Regions from separate parts of the Homo sapiens genome. Here region 2 is linked to region 1. A link is a contact called in ENCODE Hi-C or POLR2A ChIA-PET data. All regions are on one chromosome and are shown on one strand. The core of a region is the stretch at or near the end of the contact, and the rest is flanking DNA. Distances in the headings are between cores, read along the strand shown.

Region 1 (7,528 bases), core at 2,428-4,927:
TTCTATATCATGGGAATTTTGCTCCTAAAAAGATTTTTCCCCTTAACAATTTAGACTTATAAATAATTGCTCACTTTCCTTATGGTTCCATCTTCAATACTGATATTTCAATTTGTTTATTTCTGACTGCCAAATGTCTTGTTTTTGTTGCATGAAGGGAAAGCTTGCTTTAGTATGGGTTTTTCTTTCTGCAAAATAATCTTTAGGTCTATTAAGTCACTTTCTTTATATTCTTATATGTTGAAATTAATTTCTCAACTACATTTAAATGTAGAGACTACTTTCAAGAGCTGAATCACCTAAGTCATGTGGTAATACCATGTAATTACAGTCTGAAAACAGACTAAGCAAATAGGCCCATGTTTATATAAGGGAATATAATTTCAGGAAAATAGTTTATAGTTATTTTCCCTCAACCTCATTGGGCCCTTTCATTGACTTTACTGCTGGGGCCATTTGTATTTCTTCCAAAGGGATGTCGTTTTAGAGCCCTCTGGCATGAAAGGAAGAGCAATGGAGGTGCTACTAGCATTGGGATTTTTTTCCCCTTATAGTAATTAAGTTAATATTTTGTACTCAATTTGCTATGTCTTTTTCATATAAGAAAATGTGTTCACAAGTCAGACTACAAAAGATTAATTCAGATGTTTATAACTAGGTCGTTTCTTTGAGATAAGGCATATGGATTGGAGTTGGAAAGCAACACAAAAGCTTGAAACTACAATTTTTTAGATTTTCTAGATTCAAGTCAATAATCTGAAAAGCCATTAACAAATCTTTCGGCTAGAATTTTCTGATTTTGTTGATAGTTTTAGAAATTTAGGAAAATAATTTAAATATCGTATCTTGGAGGGATGCAAATGTAGAAGCACAATATATAGGAGGTTGCAGTGTATTTGTGTAAATCTGATCTATTGATGAGTAATGTCTGTACATAAAATTCACTTCCTTTATCGTAGATGTCTGTGAGTTTTGGCAAATACAGTCACGTAACCATCACAAAAACTATAGATGAATTCTACCTCCCTCTAGAATTCTGTTGTTCCCTCTTATGGTCAAATTCTGTCCTGACCTCCTGTCCCTGGCACTTAACTGATCTGATTTCTGTCACACTTTTTTCCTGTTTCAGAATGTCATATAAATTGAATTACATAGTATGTAGCCTTTTGAGTCTGTCTTTTTTCACTTACTATAATGTTTTTGAGTTTCATCAATACTATTGTCTGTATTAGTAGTTCATTCTTTTTTATTGCTGAGTAGTATTTTTATTCTTTTTAAATGTTGAGTAGTATTCCGTTATATTGATGTGTCTTAGCCCATTTAGCATTGCTATCACAGAATACCTGACACTGGATAGTTTATAGAGAAAGAAGTTATTTGGCTCATGATTCTGGTGGCCAGAAAGTCCAAGATTGAACAGCTGCATCTGGTGAGGGCCTGAGGCTGCTTCAATTCATGGTGGGAAGTGGAAGGAGAGTAAGCGTGTATAAAGAGATCACATGATAAGAGAGGAAGCAAGACAGAAACCGAGGAAGCCAGACTTTTTTAAACAACCTGCTCTTTTGGTAACTATTCCATTCCCATGAGAAGGAGAACTCAGTCATCTCTGAAGGAGGAGCATTAATTTATTCATGAGGGATCTAGCTCCATAACCCAAATACCTCCCACTAGGTCCCACCTGCCAATACTGCCATGTTGGGGATCAAATTTCAACGTGAGTTTTGATGAGGACAAACCACATCCAAATCATAGCAAGATATATCACTTTTTTTTTTTTAATCCATTCACCAATTGAAGAATGTGAGGTTATTTCCATTTTGGGGCAGTTGTGAACAAAGTCACTATTAACCTTTGTTTCATAAACTTTTGTATGACCATAGTTTTTATTTCTCTTGGGCAAATACCTAGGAGTGGAACTGCTGGGTCATATGTTAACTGCATATTTAACTTTATAAGAAGCAACCCAGTTCTTTTTCTAGAGTACCTGTACCGTTTTGAAATTCCTACCAGAAATTCTTGAGAGTTCTACTTGCTCTCCTCCTACCCAGCATTTGCTATTGTCAGTTATCTTTATTTTAGTCATTGTAACAGATATATAATACTATCTCATTGAGGTTTCAATTTATATTTCTGTAATGAATGATATTGGCCATTTTTTTAATGTGTTGATTTGCCATTCATATGTCATCTTTGGTGAAGTGTTTATTCATTTCACCAAAGAATCTGTTGTCTATTTTAAAAAATCAAACTGTTTTCTTTTAATAAGTTCTTTGAAAAAATTATTTTTAAAAAACATATAAACACAAAATTATATTTATTAGTAATATAAAATATGGTATAATATAATAAAAAACAAAAACATGGTGGCATAAAACAATCATTTATTTGCTCTTGATTTTTCCAATTTGGGTTAACTTCAGCTAGGCTTTTTTTCTAATTATAAATAGGGTCACTCATGTGGCTGCAGTCATCTGGTGGCTTGGTTATGGTTGGGCAGTCCAAGATGACCTCACTTACATATTTGGCAATTAGGTCGACCATTAACTGGCTCACTTCCATATTTCTTTTCTGGAAGGATAGCCCAGATTTCTTACATGGTAGTGTTCCAAGAGGAAAATAGCAGGAATTGCATGGCCTCTTGAGACTGAGCATCAGAAGTAACACAGTGTCAATTCTGCCACATTCTGTTCATTGCAAGTCAAGAGGCCTACCCATATTCAAAAATGGAAGAAATAGATACTGCATCTTGGTTGATGGAACTACAAAGAATGTGTAACCGCATTTAACCTACCGTTCTCACCACAGAAGGGAAGTTGAATAGATTGGATTAGGTCAAATCATGGTGGGCTTATATAGCCAGAGTTATGTATAGACCCGATTGATAGATAATAGAGAACAATAGTTGGTTTTCAGCAGAGGAATGACACAGTGAAAATGGTTGAGGAAGATTTAGATTTTCAGGTGGATTTGGTGCATGTGCCAGATTGGAGTTAAGATATTTCTTGGGAAACTCTTAAAGTATTAATCTAGATAAGAGGTAATGCAACTTACACTGAAATTAATGATTGAATCAGTTGACTTTGATGCTTAGGTTTTCAACATGCCTGTATTTAGAGTTTCCCAGACATCTCTTTCTTTCTTGTTCATTGGTATCATGTTAGAACACATGTAGTGGGCCTTTAAAAAATTTAGAAATTATCACTTTCTCAGTCCTTTTATGCTTCATGTTCGTTTTGTTTCAAGTTTAATAATGTGAAATAGCTATTTGCTCACAGAATTTTTGCTCCTTGGGACTTGAACCAGCCATGTTGCTTCCTAGAGTTGAAATTTACCAGAAAACACCCAGAAAATTGTTGGTTTGTGCAGAAATCCCCTTGAGCAGTGAACCTCAACCTGGTTGGATGTCAATCTCATGGAGTTGTAAAATCTAAAAAGTGCTTAATTGACAACTTTCCTTTTAACCTAATCCTTGTTATTCTAGGGACATTTATTTTTGAGAACAGAACTTAAAAAAATTCAAATGTGGCTTTTGGCCTTTTGGCCGATTAATAGTTTTTTTGTTTATTTGTTTGGTCTAGGAAAGGAGAAGAGATTTCTTCTAGAATTTAGATGCTAGCTGTAAAACTGTAAATTTAAAAACCACAAAGAATGTATGATTAATTTCCGATTACCTGTTTTTCTGAGCTGTGTGTCATCTGCCAATACGGGTTACAGACAAAGCACAAATCTTCTGGTGGAAAAATTTGTCCCAGGCAACAGAAGTATACTGAGTTGGGTAGAAAGGAAACTGAAGTGGTTCTTCACAGGTCATGTTTTACTGTTGTTTGAGAAGATTGTGTTAAAAAGTGGGTTGCCTTTGTTCTAGTTGGTTGGTTGGAAGATTTTGCTCTAGACCGTCTTCTCTATAACTCCTAGTCTCTCATATAAGAAGTGTACATATATTCTTAAAGCCAGTGAGATAGATTGGAATGTGTACAGCACCTGCCATCTAATTATAACCTTTCATGATATCTGCCTTTTGCTTTTTCAATCTTGTATCCATTATTCCTCATGTTATCAAGAATATCTTATTTTTAAGATATAATGAAAGATACTCCTTCCCTGAGAACATTACAGTGGGAACAACATTCCTATCCTGATAGGCCTGATTAAGCAGATATTCTCTCCCTGGAATTTCTTGTAACTTTTTAACATTTTACTGGATTAAATTTGCTAACATTTTGTTTTGGATTTTTTCTATATAAATGAGCTGTTTATTTATGATTTTTCCTTCTTGTGATGTCTTTCAGGTTATCAAGGTTTATGCAGGCCAATTCTGTTCTCTGGAAAAGTTTATGTAAAGTTGATATTCATTTTCTTTTAAATATTATAATTCTACCAGTGAAGTTATCTGGGCCTGGAGTCTTTTTGTGGGGAAGGGTGGTGGCGAGGAAGGAGAACATATGGGAAGATTTTAGATTCTGGATTTCATCTCTTTAATATAAATTGGACTGTTCAGCTCTTTTTTTTTCTCATGTCAATTTTGGTGAGACGTGTTTTTCAAAGCATGTGTTCATTTTATCAGCATGTTCAAATGTTCTAGCTTAAAATTGTTCTTAGTGCCATTTTATTTTCTTCTCCATACTTGTATATCTATAGTAATGTCTCCTTTTTCATTCTTAATATTGGTTGTGTTTTCTCCTTTTATCTTGCTAACAGTTTATCAATTTAATTTGCTTTTTCAAAGAACCAACCTCTGTGCTTTTTTTTTCTTTATTGTATATCTGTTTTCTATTTTATTTTCTTTTATGTCCTGGAAAGCCTTAAATTTCTCTCTAAGCACAGCTTTCAGTTGTATTCCATAAGTTTTGATATTCTATTTTTGTCATTAATTTAAAATACTTTAAAATTTGTATTGTGATTTTTTTTTTCTATGACCCATAGGTTATTTAGTAGTTGTTACTTAATTTCCAAATTGGGCTATTCTGTTTATCTTTCAGATTTTGATTTCTAGTTTGTTCTTCAACCAGATAGAATTATATTCTATATTTCAGTTCTTTGAAATTTATTTAATGGCTTAGCAAATGACTTATGTTGTTGAATGCTTAAGAAATGTGTATTCTGTTGCTGAGTCTGATCTAGTATATATGTCATTTAAGTTAGGTTGGTTAATTAAGTTATTCAGATTTATTAATTTTTATAAACACTCATATTCTTTTATAATTGGCCACATATTTTTTCTTTCTAGTGTTCTTTACTCCTTCCTGTTATTCAGTTCTTTCATGTTGAATCATGTTCTTCAGCCTTAATAATATCCTATAGTATTTATAGTGCAGGTTTGATAGCAATAAATTCAGATTCTCTTTTTTAAAAACTTTATCTTTCATTTTGTTAGATATTTCTATTGAGTGTAGAATTTACTTTAGCAGTAATTTTTAAAAGCATTTAAAACATGTCATTTCATTGATTCCTGCCTTTCATAGTCTCTGAGAAGTCTGCAATTTTAAGAAGCGTATCTTTCTCTTTGGCTGAGTTTACTTTTTTTTTTGTCTTTGGTGTTAAGCACTTGACTATGAGTGCCTAGATATGGCTTTATTTGTTTTTATTCAGCTTGAAGTTCACTGAGCTGCTTAAATCTGGGAGTTGATGTATTTTATCAATTTTGGAAAACCCTCAGCTACTATTTCTTCAAATACTGCTTCTGAAGCCATTATTTTTTATTTTTTTCCTTATGGAATTCCAATTATATGTATTATTAAACTTATTTTTATGGTATCTCACATGGCTTTATGTGTCTTTCATGATCTAATTTCTCTTTGCACTTTATTTTGTATTATTTTCTATTGAACTGGCTTCCAACTTATTTCACCTGTCTTCTGTTTTGTTCATTGTGCCGTTAATCACACACAGTTAGTAATTTTTTATATTTTTTGATTCTAGAATACTCACTTGATTCTTTTTGATAATTTCAAATTTCTTTGGAAATTCTCCATTTTTCATCTGTCTTGTCCATGTTTCTTTTAATTTCTTAAATAGTTATTCTAATATAACTATTATATTTTCTCCTAATTTCTATTTCATGGATCACCTTTTGGTTGATTTCTTTTGATATTTATTTTGATTGTTAGTCAAATTTTCTGCCTCTTTGCATGTCTAGTGATTTTAAATTTAATATATTGTGTATAAAGGCACTGTGGAGGCTACAGAGGCTTTTCTCTGTTGGAGATTGGGCTTAATATTTCAATCCAGTACAATCAGTGATTGAACATGGCTGTGTTTTAGTTTTAGTAAAACCTAGCCCACTTTGTTTCTTCCTTGTTCCTCAGGTATAATTCTTCTAGGCTTTTTATTGACAATTTGGTAGATTTCTCTTCAGATTTGAAGTATAGGACATTTCTTCTGCCCTTCAGAGGTTTTGAGCTTTGCTCTTTGGTCTCTTGCTCCATGTAGCATCTAAATTTGACATACATTGAAGAGAAGACTAGCTGTGAGTTTAAGGTAGACCTCAAGCAGGACTTCATCCTGTAAATTTCGTAAGACTATGAGAAATTTCATTCTGTCTTAAAATTACTGTCTAGCCTTGGAGCCATAGAATCCAGCAAATCAATCATGGAGAAAACTGGCTATGTGTTTACTGCTCTTGCAGTTTCCAAATTTTCACACCACTCTTCTGTGTGATCCCTACCCAGAATCAGCAAATGCTTCCCAAGTAAGAACATAGCTAGTTCAGCCTGCTCTGGAATTTTAGTTAATTTAATCCCTCACTTCCACAGCTCTCTAATGCCTTTAAAAGGATTATATTTGCAAGTTTTTTTTTTTCTGGGAGTGGTGGGGAGTGCTTATTGTCATTATTACAGTGAGAATGAGAATAGGGTTTGCCATGTTATACTGTATTCTACTTATAACTACATATACTCCTACATATACTCTACCTGTATTAAAAGTGGAGTTCATTTATCCCAGTGTTGCTGACATACACGATTTCCATTAGTTCCTGTGCCTAGATCTCTGGAGACTTCTTGGTTCTTGCTCTTTTAATGACCTGGTTCTTCAGGCTTTCCTTTGATTCCCTTTTAACCTTCTATTGTATACCTTAATTGTGTGGTAAAGGAAAGGAAGAGTTTAAGTGGATTCAAAGTTTGTCGTGTTAAAGTGAATTAAATATGGTCTGAGAAGGACTTTGTACTCTATATTTGAGTCCTAGTGGACGAACTGTAACCTAACTTAATAGGTAGACAAGATCGAAAACCTGACTTAGGAGTATGCGCCTGTAACAATAGCTGAGTCTTGCCCAATCCCAGCAGCCATATTTCAACCATTCACACACTGCTGAGCATTCAGACTGTGTTCAAATAAGGCAAATGCTGAGCTGTAACCAATCTAGTTGTTTCTGTACCTCACTTCTGATTTCTGTATATCACTCCCCCTTTTTTGTCTATAAATCTTCTTCCACCATGTGGCTGCACTGGAGTCTTTCTGAATCTGCTGTGATTCTGGGTGCTGCTGGATTCGTGAATCGTTCATTGCTCAATTAAACTCCTTTAAATTT
Region 2 (6,901 bases), core at 3,453-5,952, 260 kb before region 1:
GGGTACTAATATCTGAGCAAATAGTGCTGCCTCCTGCTTAAAGCCAATGATGTCAACACTGAGTCAATAGCACCAAGGCCGCTGCAACTGCCACTCCCTAAAGCTTAAGGTATTCACCAAAGGTACCACCATCCCCCATTGCAGCTGCCTTGTGCCTGTCTCCTAGGTCACCTCGGAGAGCCTCCTAGCTGAGACTCTACCCACTGAAGCAGGAAGTGTTCCTTGGTGGCTCCTATTCCACAGGTCCCACGTGGATCTGCAAGTTGAGGAAGATCCCTGAACCATACTCGCTTCTGCTTGTCCCCACAGTGCTGTCTGTGTGTCCTCAATATCTCAAAGAAATTTTGTGTGACTGTGTCTACATCAGCTCTCCATCACCTAAGCCTCCTATCCTATCCTGTGTGATTAGGACTTAATCACAGCCATGGGATGCTGGGTGGGAAACAACTGGAGAGACATACACCCAGCAGTTACTTGAAACCACTCCTTCCCCCCACCAGAAGCCAAGGGCATTATTACCAACTAGTGTTTTTCAGTTTCTCTCTCTTATTTATTTATTTTTAGAGACAGGGTCTTGCTCTGTTGCCCAGGGTAGAGTGCAGTGGTGTAAGCATAGCTCATTGCAGCCTTGAACTCCTGGCTCAGTACATTGCAGCTAGCTATGGCTCTGCCCTGTATCAGAAAAATCCCTGGAGCTCGGCCTGGTTGCACACGCCTGTTGTCCCAGCTACTCAGGAGGCTGAGGCAGGAGGATGGCTTGAGCCCAGGAGTTTGAGGCTGCAGTACACTATCATTATGCCTGTCAATAGCCACATGGGCAATATAGCAAGACCCTGTCTCTAAATAAATAAATAAATTTTTAAAAAGAAAAGATCTCTTGGGGCTGGGCACAGTGGCTCACGCCTGTAATCCCAGCACTTTGGGAGGCCAAGGCAGGTGGGTCACCTGAGGTCAGGAGTTGGAGACTAGCCTGACCAACATGGTGAAACCCTGTCTCTACTAAAAATACAAACATTAGCCAGGCATGGTGGCGCAAGCCTGTAATCCCAGCTACTCAGAAGGCTGAGTGAGGCAGGAGAATCACTTGAACCCGGGAGGTGGAGGTTGCAGTGAGCGGAGATTGTGCCATTGCACTCCAGCCTGGGTGACAAGAGCGAAACTCCGTCCGAAAAAAAAAAAAAAAAAGAAAGAAAAGGAAAGAAAAGAAAAAAATCTTTGTAGACCTTGTCATTCCTCAGGGTTCCCCTCAGACATTTCTGTAAGTCATCAGGGGTGTCTCAGGTATGTTCACCAGTAAGTCCTCTTAGCCCAGGAGTTTGAGACTGTAGTACACTATCATTATGCCTGTCAATAGGCACCTGGGCAATATAGCAAGACCCTGTCTCTAAATAAATAAATAAATAAATATGTTTTTAAAAAGAAAAATCTCTGGAGACCTCCCACCTCAGCCTCCTGAGTAGCTGGGGCTACAGGCACGTTCGCCGTGCCAAGCTATTTTTTTTTTAATCTTTATTTTTGTAGAGATAGGGTCTCACTATGTTGTCCAGGCTGACCTCAAACTCCTGGCCTCAGTGATTCTCCCACATCAGCCTCCCAAGGTGCTGGGATTACAGATCTGAGCAACCCACCCAGCCTCTCACTCTCGTAGAAAGAGTCTTTTCTGGTGGCTTCCAGGTCCCTCATACAAAAAAAGGCTCCTGACAGGGTTCTCCACTGGCCCTATACCCAAGACCAGACATGAGCCCCCATCTAAAGACAGCTTGTTTCCAGCCCAGAGCCTCATCACTTTTAAAAGGGAAAAATTCGACAGTAAAAGCATTAACTTTCTTAGGCCTTTCAGATTTGATCAACTGAAAATTAATACCGAGAATTACAAAATTAAGGACTTCTTGGATAAACATTAGAAAAACAAAACTGATTAAGATTATTTGGTAAAAAGCAGAGGTAGAAAGTTCTACCCTTTAAGAACAGATTAGAGGAAAAATTGCACAGAAGCCGGTAAGGAAGGAGTTATCTGCAGAGCCGGTGTCTGATATGCAAAATGCTGATAAGGCTTAGAAACTCAGAAGACCTGAGGAGGCCCCCTTTGATACTGTTTGATAAAGCAACAAGCGCAATCACAGTGCCAGGGCCTGTGCTAGGAATTGTATGTACCCTGTCTTTAATCTTCAAACAACTCTGTGTTACTGGAAAAAACACCTGCCCACACCCACTCCCTCCCCTACTCACCCAACAGGGCCTGGGAGGAAAAGAAGTCCTGTTTCTCAGAGCAAATGTAACCTGGCAGCCCTTAAAAATACAATTGGTGGCCAGGCATGGGGGCTCATACCTGTAATCCCAGCACTTTGGGAGGCTGAGGCGGACAGATCACCTGAGGTCGGGAGTTCAAGACCAGCCTGACTAACATGGAGAAAACCTGTCTCTATTAAAAATACAAAAATTAGCCAGGCATGGTTGCACATGCCTGTAATCCCAGCTACTCGGGAGGCTGAGGCAGGAGAATCACTTGAACCCAGGAGGCAGAGGTTGCCGTGAGCTGAGATCGCGCCATTGCACTCTAGCCTGGGCAACAAGAGCGAAACTCTGTCTCAAAAAAAAAAAAATACAATTGGTAATTTTAAAGCTTTAGCAGAGTTCTTGGATATGTGGAGGGAGAGCAAAGTTTGCAGCAGGAACTGGAGAGAGATGAATTGGTTGCGTTATGTTATGCCGTTATTATCCCTTAGGAAGGATCTGTGTTTCCTCTAGAAGGTGAGGGCAGAGGAGGAAGAGAAAGGAAAGAAAAGGAAGACAAAGTGGCTCGAGAACATATCGGGAGACTGGATCCGGAACAGGGAAAAATGCCAAGGGACAGACAGACTGAGAGAATACATAATATGTATGTAGAGAGAGCTTATATCTATAGAGTGCCATATATGTGTGTGTGTGTGTGTGTGTGTGTGTGTGTGTGTGTGTGTGTGTGTGTGTGTATAAATTTAGTGTAGAGAAAGGATCTCGCTTTGTTGCCCAGACTGGTCCAAAACGCTTAACTTCAAGTGATCCACCCACCTCAGCTACCAAAGTGCTGGGATTACAGGTGTGAGCCACCACACCCAGCTAACAATATTGATTTTTTAGTATGCCTAGCAGGATATAAATCCCTCCATGCCAAGCTTGTCTAAACCGCGGCCTACGGACTGCATGTGGCCCAGGACGGCTTTGGATGTGGCCCAACACAAATTTGTATACTCTCTTAAAACATTATGAGATTTATGCACGGACCATTTTTTTTTTTTTTTTTTTTTAGTTCATCAGCTATCGTTAGTGTTAGTGTATTTTATGTGTGGCCCAAGACAATTCTTCTTCTTCCAATGTGGCCCAGGGAAGCCAAAAGATTGGATACCTCTGCTCTATGCAAAGCCTTAGGTGACTGAGTTTTTGTTGAAATTAAGGAAAGAACTGAGCTCTACAACTGGATTGACATGGCATAGGTTAGAGGCAGCGTGTGACAGGTGATGAGCCAATATTCCAGAATTTAAATAATCCTGGGGAAGTAGGAGCTCACAGCCTGGGTGATTGTATGCATAGGACGATTGTATGCATCTTCAGAAAGTTTTCAGAAATCCCAGGGGGGTAATGGACTGCCTATACCCCTGTGACGGGTATTTGAGGACATCTTACCTAAAAATTAAGGGCCAGGAAGACTCTCCAACCTCTGTTTATACCTAAAATTACATAGTATGTATGATTTTTGAATCAAGTTGTCATTTTGCATCACATTTATAAACATTTCCAATGTCATTAGAATGTCTTCACTTTTAAAGTTTAGCGCAATGTGGGTACACCTTAATTTTAATTCTATAAAATTGACTATTCTGGCTGTTTCCAGCCTTGTTTTATGTTTTGTGTTTTTTTGCAATTATAACTACCGCTATGATAAACATCTGCGCAATACATTTTTACTAGGCAGCAGCTTAACCATGCCAACGTAATCCAGACTGACCAGGATTCTCAAATTTAGTCTCCATCGAGAGACCAAATATGCAAATGGACAATGGCCAGACCATATATGAAAACTGAACTCTGATCCACAGCCTCTGTAGCGACCAGCCCAGGAAGCCAAACCACAGCCTCTATAGCAATCAGCCCCCAGTCAGGACTTGGTCAATCATTGCCAGGTTCCCTAAATTTTGGCCCTCCTTCCAACTCAGGACCAACCAGAGAAAGCCAGATATGCTCTCTACACCAATTCTATAGGGCACCCTGCTTCTCAGTAGCCTGCCTCCAGCTCTTTCATGCCAACAACCTCCTATCAGAGCACACCTGAAGCCCTCCCCTTTTTTTCTCACTCTAAAGCTTGCCTACTCCCCCGCCTGACTTTGACTATCTGCTAAAACCAAGTGCTAGTGGCTGACTCCCTCGCTATAGAGAGCTCTCCATAAATCTTCTCTGCTTGTTCTCATTCGGGTTTATGTCTACACTGAGATATGCAAAGCGTATCTCAGGTCAACCTGGTAGACACTGAACCCAAAGGACTATCACAGGCCAAACACTACATAGGAGGCTTTTCTATCATGAGCCATTGGAAAATTCCTGGCCATTTCTAGAAGGACATCTAGCAGAAAAACACCACCTCCACACGCCATGCATACCTACCAGATAGAAGGCCCTGGGCCCCATGTTGGCTTTGACCACTTCATGCCTTTGCAGTACCAGAAGCAGCAGAAGCAGAAAGCCACAGAAAATAAATCAGCTGCTGAGTTCAAATTGCTGCAGTCCATCACGCTGCCGTGTCGCCAGCTCGTGGTGCCAGGCCAATTACTACCACAAGCACTGAAGTCACTTTTCAAAACATGGTCAAACAAACTCCAGCAGGGCCAGCTAGGCGTTAAAACACTCAGACACAATTGTCAAAGCAAAGATTTATGTGCCAGTAAATAAAAGTCAGGGCTCCAGTTTAGTAATCACCTGGCCGACAGCCTGAAGGTTAACCCTTTCTGGACAGACCTGACCCACTGTCAATTCAGAGAGACAAGAATAAAGAGGGCAGAAGGGGATGGGGTGGGAGGGAGCAGGGTGGGGTCCAGTCAGACTGAAACTGGGGTGATTTTCTGTGCTGTCATTCCTAGGCCACCACAACTTTGGGGGCTGTGGGTGACTGTCAACTCAGATCATCTGTGAGGCAGGTGTGACTGTTTCCTATGTCTTCTTAAGCCTCTTAAGTTCACACAGTTACCCAGAACCATCAGGAAACGGAGATAGATTTTCTCCCACTGTGTCCAGCACTGAGGTTCCCTTAAGGTTTGCAAGTTTCTTTTTAGTATTTAACTCTTTGAAGGACACATGACAAGTAGACCCACCCTTATTTGATTAGGACTCCCTCACCAGGGGTGTTAGAAGTGCCATTGCAGATGCTTACATTCTAGGCACACAAGAAAAAATCTTAAAAGCTCCTCTCTAGCCCAGCATTCTGAGAAATGATGCTGTCTAACTTTAAATAGGCTTTTAAAGTCTATTAAGCATCATTTACAAATCCCACTGGGTTTTAATCTCTGCAAACCTTCCGAGTTGGTATCACCATTATCATTATTCCCTTCTGAGGCTCAGAGAGTTTAACTGACTTGCCCATGAGCACGAAGCTAGGAAGCGACACAGCTGGGGCTCATCTGACTCCAGAATCCAGTGGTACTTTGGGGATGGGGCTGGAGGGTTAGGGGTGGGAGGCGGGTAGGAAATCCAGCTTTCACTAGAGCTGGAGGTGTTTGCCCTAAGCTTCCTGATACAAGGGGAGGGTGGTGATTTTGAGGGTTTACAAGGCTCACAGGGAGACCCATGGCTGGAAATCACCTCTGGGTTCTCTTCAAGCCCCGGAAAGGGAGTGCCCGAATGAAACAGCTCTTCTGGTATTTTAATGGAACAAAAAGCCCGAAATACAAGGAGCTGGCTGGTTGCTGGGACGGCCCCTAACTTACTCTTTAACTGTAATGAACTGGTCATTTCCTGGATGTAAAGGAAAAGTTTAAGAAAAAAGTGACAGAGAAACCCCCTCCCAGCCCCCCAGCCCCCCAGCCCAGCCAGCTGCAGCGAGGAAAACAAATGAGCTTCTATAGATGGAATCCTTTGTTTGAATAGAGGCTAATTGTGGCTCCTCTGCTTGTAACCTGGGGTCAGGTGGCTGACACCCAAACGGTTCCCTCAAGGCAGTAACTACGAGCCCCTGGAAGAATGAGCACACTGGGACTCGGGAAGGGACCACTTACAAGAAAGGTCTGAATCTGGAAGAAGCAAAGGATCAAGTCAGACGTGTGAAGAATAAGGAGCCCGTGGATCTAGAGAGAAAGAACATTTTTCTGTGAAGAGTTTCCCCTCCTTATCCTCTCTCCCTGCCACATTTAGGTAAAAAGACCCAGTGATAAATAGCACCTGCCAGCCATGGTAGGCATGACCAGAGTGGCATGCGGCCTGTGCATAGGGTGCTGGATGAGGGCAGAGGCACCCATGGAGGTGCAAGCCTGTTTCGCTGCCCCTCCTGACCCCAGCATCCCTAGCCACCAGTGTGATAAAGTGAGTGCCTCCAGAGGGCAGGAAGGCAGAGACCCTGCCCAGCCCCTTCTCCTGTCCTCTGGCCTCCTCATCTGCCTCGCGCCACTTCCTTCCACCTAGCTCTTCTCTCTTGGCCAGCCTCCCACATGCAGGTGCCAGTGAGAATAACACTTGCACTTAGATTGATTCTGTATTTTCTCTCCTTTTTTTTTTTTTTTCTTTTTTGAGACGGAGTCTCTCACTGTGTCACCCAGGCTGGAGTACAGTGGTGTGATCTCGGCTCACTGCAACCTCCGCCTCCCAGGTTCAAGCAATTCTGCCTCAGCCTCCTGAGTAGCTGGGATTGCAGGCACCCGCCACCACGCCCAGCTAATTTTTG

What was found. Hi-C counts contacts between places; a loop is a spot of excess contacts on that map. ChIA-PET counts read pairs that join two places held with the same protein, here RNA polymerase II (POLR2A). Pooled maps may share reads with other maps.
Region 2: a pooled map shows a loop between it and region 1 (2.0-fold over the local background). The contact joins two enhancer-like sites. A Hi-C loop is called at or near these places in 2 of 50 pooled maps. POLR2A ChIA-PET finds 5 or more read pairs at or near these places in 3 of 52 experiments (OCI-LY7, activated B cell and activated naive CD8-positive, alpha-beta T cell).

Annotation. Positions count from the first base shown.
Region 1 is chr14:65,563,619-65,571,146 of GRCh38, forward strand. All of the region lies in intron 3 of FUT8 (fucosyltransferase 8), which reads left to right. Among named protein-coding and RNA genes, the nearest start is that of MIR625, 96 kb to the left of the region's middle. Within about 2 kb of position 3,678, at least 2 of the 41 ENCODE cell types and tissues checked have a DNase peak (open chromatin) inside an H3K27ac peak, as active enhancers do.
Region 2 is chr14:65,297,894-65,304,794 of GRCh38, forward strand. No RefSeq gene overlaps it. Among named protein-coding and RNA genes, the nearest start is that of MIR4708, 34 kb to the right of the region's middle. RefSeq lists enhancers at 4,389-4,488, 4,509-4,578, 6,709-6,808 and a silencer at 5,059-5,158. Within about 2 kb of position 4,703, at least 10 of the 41 ENCODE cell types and tissues checked have a DNase peak (open chromatin) inside an H3K27ac peak, as active enhancers do.